Regions from separate parts of the Mus musculus genome. Here all the other regions are linked to region 1. The links are chromatin loops, found by intact Hi-C in ENCODE. Cell type or tissue: left cerebral cortex. All regions are shown on one strand.

Evidence for each region. Peaks named below come from ENCODE experiments on the same cell type or tissue, not always from the same donor. Only the 100,000 strongest peaks of a DNase experiment are listed, where the experiment ranks them.
Region 2: it touches region 1 in a loop (10-fold over the local background); 30 of 42 quality-filtered maps call a loop at or near these places.
Region 3: it touches region 1 in a loop (4-fold over the local background); 19 of 42 quality-filtered maps call a loop at or near these places.

What each region holds. Positions count from the first base shown.
Region 1 is chr19:36,080,007-36,085,006 of GRCm38, reverse strand. Rpp30 (ribonuclease P/MRP 30 subunit) reads right to left here and starts at 1,291. Exons shown (of 11, transcript NM_019428.3): 1 at 1,189-1,291. The coding sequence starts at 1,270. In left cerebral cortex, CTCF peaks have their summits at 1,076 and 1,916 (motif pointing right); DNase peaks (open chromatin) are centred at 954, 1,312 and 1,940; H3K4me3 peaks cover 1,368 bases; H3K27ac peaks cover 428 bases.
Region 2 is chr19:34,990,384-34,995,383 of GRCm38, reverse strand. No RefSeq gene overlaps it. Among named protein-coding and RNA genes, the nearest start is that of Mir1950, 27 kb to the right of the region's middle. In left cerebral cortex, a CTCF peak has its summit at 2,041 (motif pointing left); DNase peaks (open chromatin) are centred at 583, 2,036 and 4,736; H3K4me3 peaks cover 508 bases.
Region 3 is chr19:35,123,289-35,128,288 of GRCm38, reverse strand. No RefSeq gene overlaps it. Among named protein-coding and RNA genes, the nearest start is that of Gm31568, 26 kb to the left of the region's middle. In left cerebral cortex, a CTCF peak has its summit at 2,793 (motif pointing left); DNase peaks (open chromatin) are centred at 2,709, 3,963, 4,017, 4,095 and 3 more places; H3K4me3 peaks cover 280 bases.

The DNA.
Region 1 (5,000 bases):
ATAAGAGATTCAAGAGTCTGGCATGACAATAGGGATGTAGCTAAGTGTCAGGATGCTTGCTAGGCATACACAGAGTCCTGGATTCAATTCCGAGACCTGGAAAATAAGGGGGTGGGGTAGGAGGCAGATCCTGAGCCCTACTGTTTATTGTGACTTAAGGTGAAGTTTCAGGTTCTTCACCTGTCCCATGATGTTAACAGCAGACAGGACTTTCAAGTGTCATGAAAATGAAGTGAAACAGCACCAGTATTTTAGAAGAGTGCACATATTTAGCTGCCACATTTAGAAGCCAGGCACATATTTAGGCTGTGGTTCATATTAACACAATGCTAAAGACTCAAGTTTTATGTCTTTCTGTCACCTTTGTTATCATTTCTTTCTTCTGCGATCCCCCTCACATTTGCTCCCTTTCCTACGGAGCAATGGAGTGATGACTCCCTCACATCTCTTTTGAGGTACTCTACAATAACAGACGAGGGACACTACAGGCTTGTCTTACCATCACAACAGACAAGTGCCCTGTCCCCAATACATTTAAATCACGACTCTTGTCTTTAAGTTGCCTAAAATACTGACAGGATAATAGTGTATTAATATTAAAAGAATAATGCATGGTAATGATAAAATAGCGGCCCTTCGTCTTCCCAGTCAGCCCAATAACGCCCTACTTTCCTTCCTCTCGAAGGGATTTGAGAATCTATTATTTGGCAGGCCCTATGCCAGGTGAGAGCTCACATGATCAACGTTCATCCTTAAGGCACTTGAGATGCTCGAGAGAAATAAGGTAACGCCCTTCCCATTCTCTAAGCTCCCACAGCAGTTCCTGCCCGAGACCCAGCTTTCTGTATTTGACAGATGCCGTGTGACTCAAAAGGGGCTGATACCAAAAGCACTGGCTGAGGGGACCAGTCCCTGTTCCTATCATTCATCAGCTCGCAGGCTCCATGCCAATGCCTCGACCCCTTAGGCCTCCGTTCTCTCCCTCTGCACGAATGACTGGGCAAACACAAACAACAACAGCTTTGTCAAGAGCCCGAGTTTCTCACCCAGGGGATCCGGGTGATACTGCAGCTATTCTCTGCCTTTAGGGACGTCAGGCAGATCACACGAGAGACCGGAATGGGGCCTGAAAAAACTACCAAACAAAGCTGGATGGTGTGGGGGACAGAGCCAAGCCAGTAGACTCACGGTGAGCAGCAGTCTCCACGAGTCCGCGCAGAGCCTTCAGGTCTGAGCCCGCTCTTAAATCCAAATCTGCGAACGCCGCCATGCTGACATCCCAGGAGCACCCGCGCGCCAGTCTGCGCAGCCGCCGTGTTGTCCCTCAGGCATGCTGGGAGTTTTAGGTTGTTCCTTGAGCTTTCTGGGATTTGTAGTTTTTCTTTCTCAGTCGTCTTGGGTCGTCTTGCAGAGACTTTCCTATTCCCTAGAATCCAGCCAAAGTTAGTGTGTTGGGACCTATAGCCTTACTTATTCATAATTTGAATGGGAATGTTTTGGTACTCTCTGATGGGGCTCAAATCTCCCATGCTCCTACCATACAGCAATGCAAAGTGACTCATTTTAAAGGCACCCATAGAGCATACCGATGTCAAGCAGACATTTCTAAGGTCTTGAAGCCTGTTTAAAGCTCTGGGGAGCCGGGCGTGGTGATACACGCCTTTAATCCCAGACCCGGGAAGGCAGAGAGAACTCTGAGTTTGAGGCCAACCTTCTTTATACCGAGAGTACCAGGCCAGTCTGAAATACAGAGTCTCAAAAGTAGTTAAACTAACAAATAAATGAAGATACATGGGAAGTTATTTTTCTTTCCTATTTCCACAGTACATTCCATTCTTTGAAAGTGGCCTTTTTGAAGTATTTGGTCTGTGGCTAAGATTATCTAAACTCTTTGGGCTAAGACAATCCGTTACAGACTACAACCACAAGATGGCAGAGTGCTCTCAAAGCTGATGGTTTAGCGCCAACACATCCTTTAGCCAGAGGACTGACTGGGAGGGGCAAAAATGAAAACATGTCTTACAATGTTTTTCATGAGAAACATACACATATCATTTGATGTTTCTACTTTTAAATGACCCTTTTAAAAATGAACTCTTTAATATTGACAGATCAATTATTCAACAACATAGAACACGATTTTTAATCTACTTGATGTAGAGGGCCAGTCCTTTACCCCTCTCCATTCAGTCTTTAGTTGCCTAGCATGCGAACCCTTCTGCGCATTACTAATAAGCAGCTCCAGCCTCGTGCAACTCAATAGGACTTCTGAACTGCTGGTCTCTCAAATAAGAAAAGTCCACTTCTCATGAGCTTGTCCGTTGGGATTATACCAAAGTGATGGAAATGTTTAGAAGCATTTTCAATTTCTGTACTAATCACAAAGAATATGGAGTCTTCTCCATCTGACCACACTACTGTAATGATCACTAATTTCCTACAAATTTCTGAAAGATGATGATGATGGCGGTGGTGGTGGTGGAGAGGAGGAGGAAGAGAAGGAGGAGAAAGAGGTGGAGGAGGCAGTAGCAGAGGTGGTATTATTAGTAGCCCAGGGTGGACTTAAATCCACAATCATCTTGCCTCAGTATCCTTGGTTTTGGGATTACAGCTGAGCACTGCCACACCTATGTTTGGTTAATTTTCATAAATGATTGTTTCCAATACTTGATATTTTCCAAGAACAAAACAACAACAAAATAATGTCTGCAACCAGACCAAGGCCGTACAAAACAAACCCCTTGCTTTCATCAGAATGTCTAGTTCTAACTTTTATAGTAGTAGAGAGATGTCTTCATACAGGATCACAAAATCTAGATTGGTCAGTCGAGTAGCCATTGTGTAGTGGACCTAAATAAGAATTTTAGTTATTTGATATTAAGGTTAGACTACAGAGGGCATAATTCTTTAAGAGTCATGGTGATGTTACTGTGGTCTTCACCTTTTAGATTCCCTTTGTTCTGAGTGTTAGCATTTCTTCTAGGCTCCTCCTAACAGTTACCTAGCAACAGCCAGGTACAAGCCTGGCTTGCTATAAAAGGGCTCACTAAGGCACCCCCTCCCACTGCACCATGATGCTGCATTTCAGAACAAATCACTGAGCTTAGGTGAAGAGGAAAGGAAGGATTAGAAATGAAATGAAATGAAGAGATAAAAACCACTGAGCACTGCACTGCGGCAGAGCATCTGCCAAGTACTTATGTGTGCATCTTGTTAATTTTCAAAGCAAATAAGTATTTTTTTTAAACCAACATCTACCTTTTTGACATTTGAGCTAGTGAATGCTTCAGCAGTATAATGGTGGATTGAAGCATTTTGGCTCAGGAGCTGCCTAGTGTGTTGTCTCCTGAGAAAAGCCAGTAGGGAGGACAGTTGTGGATGGTATGAGGAGAGAAGAGGAAAAGAAAAAAGGGAGGTTAAGGAAGGAGAGAGGAAGCAGGGAACGGGAAGGAAGGGGAAGGAGGCAGGACTGGGCAGAGAGAAAAGGATGGGAAAGAAAAAAGTTCAAATGTTGGCCTGAATGGGTGGCAGAGGCCTCAAGGATGCAACACTTGAAGAAGACCTTAGAAATTGCTGAACGGAACACAACTGTATGTTTTGCTGATTTAATTCTAACAGGCAAGTGGGGTGATGGTTGATAGTGATGGTGGTTCCTGTTTTCTGGGGCTCTAGGAGAATGGCTACTAAATAATTTTCTCTTCCATAGTGGAACTTAGTGTCAGGTCCATCAGAAACTGGGAACAAATGTCTAACTCCGATGCCAATCAGCACACAAAGCATATGATGATGGCTTCCAGGTTCTCTCAGTATCTCAAGTACTTGTTACAGAGTTCATGCTGGCTGGCATCCTCCTCTCCTTACCCTGACCCATACCCTAAACTGTTCCAGCTCATGGGCTTCTCTATGATAGAGAATAACAAGTTCAAAACTTCAACACCATTGTATTGAAAGAATCCATGAGGAAATCACTTCAACTTGTAATGTGTTCGTTTGTGAAATGTTTCCTGTTGGTGAACTTGCCCAAGATAGATAACTTTGCAGAATGGGATAGTTGAGCAAATCTTAAGAAACTGCCTATCCTTGTAAATTCTACTGCCTCTGTTGTTCTTGAAAGACAGTGGGTCCTGGGAACTAATCCCAGTGATGCTTCTGTTAGAACTGCTTGCTTGCCGGAGATGGCTGAGGCATCTACAGGGTGTCTATTGTAAAAGGCATGCAGGATGAGAAGTAGTTCCACACCCCTAAAGCCTCATGGCTTCTGCCATTATAAACCCAGGGTAAATACGGATAAGTGCTGCATTTTGAGAATCCTCGTGTAGACCAGGCACCAGTATACAATAAAGCCTCTCATTTGTTAAAATTTATTCATGGTCATGGTGAATCTCTGAGCAACCCCAGACCCATAACACTCTTCCACCAGCTTCTTATTCCCATATAACCTTGCCATTTTGGCCATACACATTCTCTTTGCTCTCTTGGTCATTTTGGCCCTTTCTCTTCTTTGCTCTCTTCTCTCTCACTCAATCCCTGTTTCCTCTTCTCCTGGTCCAGTTCAGTTTTCTAGCCATGTTTAATCTACTTTCTTTTCCTGCTCTAGACTCTTCCAGATGCCTCTAACTTTTCTCTTTCTCATATCTATAATAAAAACCTTCCCCTCAACCATGCCTTGAGGCAGTCATAACCTCACTTTAGACACTTAGAAGATGGGGCTTTTGCATCCAAAGTAGCCTTTGATATCTTAGCATCTCCAAATATGTCTAAATTTGTGTGTTGAGGGGGAACAGGAAAGAAATACTGGGGAGTCTCAGCAGAGCAAGAGTCCCCTTTTATGATTTGAGGGTCCTCTTTTGGGGTTCTTAGTTTCATTAATAAAAAAAATTAAGAACAGACACGGATAGGCTGGAGAACAAAGAAAGCAGAAACTCAGCACAATTTATTAGAATTTAAAAGGAGAACCCCAAAGAAGGCAAGCTGTAAACACCACAGCTGCCTGCAAGGGA
Region 2 (5,000 bases), 1.1 Mb after region 1:
CAAGCATTGTTATATATACATACAGATGCACAAAGCAGAATTCCCTTCTCCAAATACCCACCTTCAGAAAGGGATGTGTAGGAAATACACAAATTCCTTTGGCTTTCTTCAAGTACATTAGCATCATCCCCTTGGCCAATCATGGGGCAGAACCCCATCTGGTAGAACCCCTGGGGTTAGGGATACATTTCTATATTTTATTACAGAAACAGCCTTCCTTTTTACACTGTGACATCATATGCTGTCTATCTGTCTGTCTCTCTCTCTCTCTCTCTCTTAATGTGAATATATATATATGAATATATATCCCTCCATCCCTCCCATTGAAAGCGAGTTCTCAATTTCCAGTTCTATGAACAGCTCATGCATTTGATAAAATACTCCTGAGGTGGACCAGGGAACAGCTATTATTCTGACTATTCTGTTTGTTGAATATTCATAGAAATTACCATTCTGCTTATTCAAAACATAGAACTCTGTGTGAGGTGGCTCGTGCCCATAATCCCAGCTACAACGGAAACTGAGTTAAGAGGGTCTCAAGTCTGAAGCCAACCTACGTAACTACTTAGCAAGAACCTGTCACAAAATGAATTTTTTTAGAGGTCTGTGGATGTAACTGGTGGAGTGCTGCCTCCAGTCCTGAGTTTGATCGTGCATGATGAAAACTTAGGCATGTTTTTTAAACTAAGCCTCTTGTCAACACTTCATTGCCTGTTGCTATTTCACTTCCAGTTTTTTCTTCATTATCATGTGCATTTGTCAACAGCAGTGATCAATGAGCCCTGACTTCTCTACCCTGAAGAATCGAAGGCTGTGTCAAGGAGGGTAACGGGGCAGCTTCCATTTTCACGCACAATTCTGTTAAAACAACAACAACAAAATCTCTCTGTAATAAGGTGAAATGTCAAAATGTACATTTTGGCCCAGAAGTGTCAATAGGGCAGAAGGATTTGGCAGATAGCCTCATATTTACTGTCAAGCATTTAATTCATGCCGTTTAGGAATAACAAGAGCAATAAGCAAGGATGTTGAGTTTCCAAAGTCTTAGCTTCATCGAAAGGGTTTGTTTGGCTACAAAGGCCAACATCTAAACTCAACATTACAAACATATTTACAGTAGTAACTCTCAAATGATAGGTAGACCAGGAAATAATTTATCCCTAAACAAGTTTGATTAACAAAAGCTTTTCTGCTTCCTTACAAGGTCAGAACTAGACAGTCTCTCCCTGGCATAGGAATTGCTCCACGTGGTCACAAAGGAGGGACCCTGCCTGGCCTCTATGCTATCCTGTTACAATAACCTTTATCCTCATGCTTATCAGCTTAGGGATAATGATGGCTGCTGCACCTCCAAAGCCCATGTTCCCAGGGGGATGGAGCAAGAAGAATGGACAGGGAAGCAAGGTAGAAAAAGTTCTGGTGCGAAAAGTTTTGCCATTTTTATACAGTGATTTTTTCCCCCACCTACATAGCGTTAGCTGTGGCCACTTACAAAGTGGGGGAGAAGCAAGCCTTGCGTTTGTGGCTTTTACTTTTATGCTGGAAGTGGACAAAAGAGACAAGAAACTGGTAATCACAGCCGTACTTCAGATCAAAACTGACCCACATTGTTACCCACACATGCTTCTTATATTCATCAAGAACACGGTCTTAAGCTAATTAATGTACTTGTACTAATCCTGGTTGCTAGCTTCTGATTTCTTGAGGTGATCATATTTCCAAGTTTACTATTGCGTAATACATGAGCAATGATACTCTTCACGTTTCCATGTTCTATTTCATCCAAACAAGTTAAAACGAGAATTGATGTTTATATAGATCCCAGTACAGGCTTTCGGGTGACTAAGACTTATTTTAGCCAAACAATTTTTAAAATTAGTTCCAGGAATAGTCCTCAGTAGTAACAAGAATTACCAGGTATGGAAAGAAATAGTATTGAAGATAGTTTTACCTTCCTTCCCGTATTTTTGCCCTGTTGGTATGTTACATAAATTAGAATTGGTGCAAATGTAGAGTCCAGCAAACAGTGCTTTGTCTCCATCTGGTGGATGATGTTAAGGCTGCACTGTCATTTGCTCCTTCTGGGTCCAGTCAATGAGAAGGGCCAGGATTAAAACATGAGTTGTGGGGTCAACAAGATGAGGTGATGAATAAAAATCCTGTCCTGACAAGCTGGGTTTTATCTCCACATCCCACAGTGGAGGGAGAGCATCACTTCCCAGAAGTCTTCTCTGACCCCTATGCTCACACACATATGCACACAGTAATAAAATGGAGTTTTTAAACTTGGTTTATGTAACCTGCTTCTTTCTCATCTTGCTTTTTTCCAGCTGATTAGAGATATACTTAATACTGGTGTATCAGACACACAGTTGATAATATTGAGGGCAAAACATATCCAAGACACAGAGACCATTATAGTTTATGTTTCATGAGCACTTATATTTTATATTCTAGGAGACATTTCAAATGAAACTGCATTCAAAATGGTCAGTATTATCAAGACAATTTTGATCATTAGTGACTCAGTCCTCATCATAACATATGCATTACTGCTATAAAATTTTTATTTTACCACATATATGATTTTATATATTAAAAAGATAGCTGGCATTAGGTAGTTCTGAATATTCTGAGAACCTAAAAAAAAAAATTTGTCATGAAATTAGTGAAAAGGAATATATGATTTGTTTTTACAACATACATAAATGCTGGAGAATTCATATCCAGAACATAGAGTCCAGAAGATTCAAATAGATAATAAGGGGACTGGGGAGATGGCTCAGCAGCTAAGAGCACTGCTTCCTTTTCCAGGGAACCAGGGTTTGATTCCCAGCACCCAGATGGCAGTTAACAATGGTATGTAACTATTCTCAGTGGACCAGACAACATTTTCTAGTCCCCATGGACACTGAACACACATGATCCACAGACATACATAGAGGAAAAAATCCCATACACATAATAATGAATTATAATTTTTAAATTAATTAGAGTTTGAAAGGCAGGCTGTCACGGGGCTCTCAAAATGGGTCAGTGGGTAAAGGCACTTGCCAGGCAAGCCTGGTATCCTGAGTTTAACTGTCAAAATCCATGCAAAGGTGGAAGGAGGATATTGAATCCACAAAATGGTTCCACCTTCATATGTGCTCATATCACACAAACACATACGCACACATGCCACGCATACACATACACACACATACAAAAGCATGCACACACACACAATAATGAAATACTATCAGTGATCAAAGCACTGCAGATAAAAAAACCACAATATATAATCTGAAACATCTTCAGACTATCTACCCCATGCTGAGCAAATGCCACTCCCATGTTCCACTGGTGAGGATGAAATTTGGTACAGTCAGCCTGGGAAAGTGTTCAGTGGTAGCTGTTAAATTTGAGCACTGTTATGCCTCAGCGATTTCACCTTCTAGGTCCTCCTATACATATGCAGAGAATATTTATTTGGCATCATTGCTTATAAATAGTGGGGAAAAATATATGCCTAAATGCCCACTTGTGGTAAGATGGATCAATCATGCTATACGCTCTTATGATGCAATACTGTAATGAAACCAAAAAGGTATAACTCTTTAGAACAGGGGTATCACAAATGTAGGCTTACCCAGATGAAGTTCGGCAGTGAATACATACAGTTGCAGACATTCTTGGTGTCGGAAATCAAAATAGTGATTATCTTAAGATGAGGAGTGGGTTGGGGTTGGGCAGGGGCCAGGGTAAGATATTTGTATTTTGGTAACTTTGTACATTTTATTTTTTTAAACCAATATGGTACTCCAAATTTTGTAAATAATAATAAACAAGTATTCTTTGCATTTTCACCTTAGGTAGGGCAGCATTAATCCTTGAGCTATGCACCTCTGAACTTCACCTGTCATTCACTGAATGATATAGTTCAAAAGCAGATTTTTATCAAGTAGTCTAAGAGAGGGCCCACAATTCTCTATTTCTTGAAAACTCCAAGATGGGCCAGTGAGATGGCTCAGCTAGAAGAGCCACTTGGTCCTAGGCCTGATGACATGACTCCCAGTTCCACATCCCACAAGGGGGCAGGTGAGAACTAACTCCCTAGAGCTGTCCTTAGGGAGGACATATATATCTGCACACACACACACACACACACACACACACACATGCACGCACACACGTGCATGCACACACACACACACACACATGCACACACACACATGCATGCACACACACACATGAACACACAAGCACACACACACTACTGCATAGTGATACTGATGCTGACCCATCACCACACTTGGAATACTGAAACCCTAGGGCAGAGCTTTCCTGTTTTATGAAAAGTAAAGTTTCACAAATTATCAAGTATTACCAACAGCCAGAATTTAATGATATTTTAGATTAAAAGAAATATTGTTGAGACCTTTCTCTTGCTTTGTCAGAATTTGCTCTTAAACATAATACCACATGTTTATGTTTAATAAAATAAATAAATAAGTAGTAGATGTACAGGACACAAGCTATATATTAAGAGCACTGTCAACACTACCTTTTAATTCGGAATGCCAAAATATGGCAGGAAAGACTGCTTGGTAATGAACATAAGATGTTTGGCACTGTCCTGGATAAGCTGCACTTAGCAACTGGCATCTCTGCTGCACTGTCAGTTGCAGTGGCTGGCAAACTTTCTACATAGGGCCAGATGGTAAATATTTTAAGCCTTGCAGACCATAGGGTTTCTATCATAACCACTCAGTTCTGCTAGTACAGCACAAAAGGTGCTACAGACAATATGTACATGACTGGGGCTACGGGCCAGGGTGGGGGGCGTGCCAATAAATCCCTTAGTCTACTAGACATCATCAGTAACAATATGTAGTTTATCTGAAAACTCCATATAGTTTTAAGAAGCCATCCTACCGAGGTATAGATCTGTAATCACATCCTTTGGGAAGCTGAGAAAGGACAGACAGGAGAATGGTGTGTCCTAAGCCAACCTGGCT
Region 3 (5,000 bases), 960 kb after region 1:
AAAAAAAATAGTATTAAGGAACAATACATGCCAGAGAAAGTACTTTCAAACTTGAACAATGATGAATCATGTAGAGAGCTTGTTGAAATTCATATCATGACTCAGTTGGGCTCAGACTTGTTCCCACATTCAGATGCCGGTCACTAAATTCAACCACCATATTCTTTGAGTCAGGAAATGATCGCTCCCACAGAAAAGGGATGAGGTAACGATGTCATACAAGACTCAGTCAGCCACCAGTCAGAGCAGAAACTGAACCAGTTCCTGGGGGCTGGTTTGGGGGGGGGGCAGGTTTTAAATGTGAATTTGTTTTAAAGTTGCAGTCAGTTGAAGGTATATCTGTATTACAGATGCATGCAAGTAAGGCTCCACTCCACTAAAAAGTAGAAATTATTTACCTGGAGTTATTTTTTTTTTATGTTGCTGTTAGTGTTTTATTTTTTTTATTTTTTTTATTACGTATTTTCTTCAATTACATTTCCAATGCTATCCCAAAAGTCCCCCCCCCACTCCCCTACCCACCCATTCCCATTTTTTGGCCCTGGCATTCCCCTGTACTGGGGCATATAACGTTTGCCTGACCAATTTACCTGGAATTATTAACTGGGAAAGATAAGCAACTCAAACACCAATTGCTACACTGCTTTGCTTGAACCACAACATGAGGAATGGCATACAATCTAAAATGGAAAAAAATCTCTAGAAAACTTGGAAGTAAGGGGCTACATGCCAGCACGTTACTGGGAAATTAATGTAGTCAGGGTAATAAACTCTCACTGAACTGAAACAGAGATATGCAGAGTCACCTTAAGAAAATAGAAACTCGACAAAGCCCACAGCACCTGGCTCCAGACTAATTCGAGGAGCTGATATATCTAAGGAAAAGAAGTATTCTTCATAAAGTTGGCCAGCATAGAGGCTTATAAAAGGCTAATCACGGTGTCTGTTTACTGGGAAAAGAGCCCCAGCTCAAGAATGTAGGAAAGCTGGCATCATCTATCCTCATCATGGGAAAAGCCGACTTACAGGACAGAACTAGTAGACTACAGCTCATTCTATGAATCTCGTTGAGGGGGTAAGATTTCACTAAGACAAAGGGACATGGTTTATTTCTACAGAGGCAGAGCTATGGCTGCTTTGTCACTATAGTTTGAAGAAGGGCTATATGGCTCACAAAACCTAAAACATTTGTTGTCTGACTGTTTAGAGAAGAACTTTCAAAACTTTATAAAACCCTTAACCAGGTAATTGGTTCCCGTCACTTTGATTCCACGCACCTCAAGCAAACTCGTGGTTTCGGTTTTGTTTCATAGGTCAGACACCAACAGCGGCAAGTGTCTCCCACAGCTCTTGGTTATTTTTAACTTATTTCTAGCCTAGATTTGGGGATTATTTTTTTTTTCTCATAGTGTCTGGGAGCTTGCCCTATCTGAATCATTTCCGTGAGTAATAGTTAGTTCCCTTTTCAATATGCTTTGTAAAATAAAGAAAATGAAACGCAATTCCCTGCACTTAGGAGGAAAACAGCTATGCATGTCGACTGTAGTAGGCTTCTTACTCATTCTGGAAAAGATCGGGGTTAAGGGCGAGCAGCAGGCCAGGGCCCAAAGCTGCACTTCACAGGGTTCTGTTTACTTCGGTTGTCATAGGAGCAGGACCCATCTTTACTCCCACGAAGGAAGGCAGACAGTCTCCCCAGATTCCAATGTTTCATTTCTGACTCGTAGAAGTCTCTGCTTTATTTTTAAACTTGACTTTTTCTTTTACTTCTTTCGATATTTTTATTTGAATTTCACATCTTCATGTGTTTGGCACAGATAAGATCCTCATATGAGCAGAACACGGTATGCTAGTTGCAAATTCCTTTCAATGACTCCCAGCAGGATCCATTTACTTGCTATAATTTATTGGATATTTTATCATTGTATAACCAACATTTGTTGAGTATATACCACATTGTGGATACCATAGCTAGTTTAGCCATCTGCAGGAAACGTTTGTTTCCTTTGTAGAGTCCATGGTTAAAGTATAATGGGGTGAATTTGACAACTCATCCTATATTAAGACACTCAACCCCTCCAAATTTCCTTAACAGCTAAGTTATTCTTTTCTAATAGATCTTTCACACATCTTTGATAACAGTCATGAAATAATACCTTGATAACCTACAAGGTAAGACATAATTTTCACATCTATCGCGCTGTCAATAAGGACAGTATTTATATTTGTATTTTGTTGTTTATTTATTGCATTCCACAGATGTCACAACAGCCTCTTTCCCTCAATGCAGCATCTCTAAGCATGGTGGGGAACAGTTTCCTGTTGGTGCACCGGGCTCTTTATGAATTTATCCATTTCACACTGAGAACTATCTAATTGTCTTTAGCTTCCATCTAAGGCAGTCCAATGGCCTTGCCTCTGAGTCACTGTGGAGTTTGGCCTGGTGATCCCTTCAGTACAGTAGACTGGAGATACAGAACTGACATCCTTCCCAGTGTTTTGCAAGCTTTGGGTGGCTCGTGTGGCTGTAGAGTTAACGGTGCCATCCAGAACACTCAGCAATATTTTCCCATTTAGAGGAAGAGCAAAAGGAGGAGGGAACTTAATGGAAATATAGCTGAACCAAATAGGATCTGTTCCAGCATTTTTCAATACAAAATAATGCAAACCTCTTAGCCATTAAGTCGCAGCTTAAGACAAAGTGCTTGAAATTACCTGTCATCACAGATTTTTTTACTGGTAGAAAGAAAAGCCCTCACGGTGTATTTTCAACTAACCGTATTGCCACCTAGTGGCCATTGAGGAAAATTAGTATCAGAAAATTGGAAGCAACTTTAGAAATGAAGACATTAGTAATACTGACAATAACTGCTAAGACTTACTGGATGTCTACAGTGTTCCTTGACTCTGTGCTCAAAACTGTATGTGTACTATCTAATTTATTCTCTTGACCATCCCCATTCCGTGGATGAACAAAAGAGGACTTTACAGGTTAGTTAGCATGTCATCTTTACACATCTACATAGCTAGCTACATAGATTCATAGTCAAGTCTACTGCATTTATTGAACGCTGTCGATGGTTGCAAAAAACGTCAGCTTAGACTAAAAGAACACGGTCGATAAACTGAAGCAAATTCACCCCCAAATGTTAGCATTTAAAGGAAATCACAACCTGCACTTTTCCACATAGGAAATAACCCACAACACATTCTAATCCTCTCCCAACTGATTTTCAATTGTGTAGTAATTAAAAAAAAGAAAACACATCTGGCATCTCTGAAACAGAATGGGTTCATTCGTTCATACAACAAGCTAAGCTTGGAAGATTGCTCTGTCATCAAGGTGCTTGGCGCAGTCATCAGCACCTGAGCTCAGATGCACTACACTCAAGCTACTGCGTATTCGTCTGAAATCCCAACACTGGGGAGGTGGAGGCTGGAAGATCCCAAGAGCTTTCCAGGCATGCCAATGTATTCAAAGAGGCAAGCTTCAGGCTCAATGATAGACCTTGTCTCAAAAGACAGATAGAGGGGGATAGACAGATGGCTGAGACCTCAAGAGTGAGGAACTGCTCTCATAGAAGTCTGGATTTGGATTCTAAGCACCCACACAGTACAAATAAACTGCAACTAAAGACTCCAGCAGGTCTCCGGCCTCATTGGCACCTGCACGCACATGTGCATGCCCGTACACACGTATAATTAAAAACACAAATAAATATTTTTTAAAGTAAGAGAGAAAATATTCAAGAAAGACACTCAACATCACCCTTGCCTATCCAAAGACATACACAGGAAGTGCATGTACACACACACACACACACACACACACACACAGAGAGAGAGAGAGAGAGAGAGAGAGAGAGAGAGAGAGAGAGTTACTGAACTCTAATGTGCTATGTTCTATACTGGGTACTAGGAATGCAGTAGAGCACTAGACACACCATCCTTTCCTGTAAGGAGCTTAAAATAGAGCAGAAAGGCACAGAAAAGTTAAATTATGTAGATTATAACACAGTAACACTCTGGAAAGAGCTCGCAGAAGAAATGCAGTGTTTTCTAACAAAGAAGAGCAACGCTCATTCCTGCAATGTGCGCACGGAGTGAGGAGACTGCGGGAACTGCCCACAGCAGGGCCCGTTAGGAAGGACTGTGTTGAGAAAGGGGACAATAGAACAGAGCACAGCCAAACACAGAGATCCTGAGCAGCAGAGGAAAGGGCAGGGCGTTCTGTTCGCACTCTTTTCTGTTCAATGGAGTTTGGTTTAAAGACCACATTCAAACTTTTAAAATAATACTTGGAACAAATTACTTGTACTTTAAATACTAAAACTACATGATATTTGAATTGTTTTGAAGAATCAGACCTAATAATGATTGCTAATTGAAGTTTTCATTGGTACTTATGAATAATTCAAATGTGCCTTAAATAGTCTTTTTAGTATGTGTTAAGATATTTAAAAAATAGTATGGCAAATAAAACACAAAAGGAACAGAAAAACAGAAATGCTCTCTCACCCATCCCCTCTGAGTAATCCCTATCCTTCCCCTCCTTACTTTTGCTTCTATTTTCATATCATTTATCCATACAAGATTTTATGTATTTATTTTAAAATGGGAAGCATAAATGACAGAAAACATATTTGTCTTCCTGAAACTAGCTTAACTCACTTTTAATATAATAATTTACATTTACATCCATTTTCCTAAAAACAACATAACATTATTCTTCTCTATGTCAGAAACAAGCACGGTCATTGTCTGTCTACAACTCATTTTCTTTGTTCCTCTGTAGGACACTGAGGCTGCATCCAGAACTTAGCTAAACTGTGAACGAGGCTTCAGTAAGCTTGAATGTGTGTGAATCCTACGACACAGTGGCTTGGATGAATACCTAAGAGAGCCCATCTGGGTCAGAGACCCTGTCTGTCTTAATTTTTTGAGGAAACACCACCCTCGTTTCCACGGTGACAGGACTAGTTTCCATCTCCACCAACAGT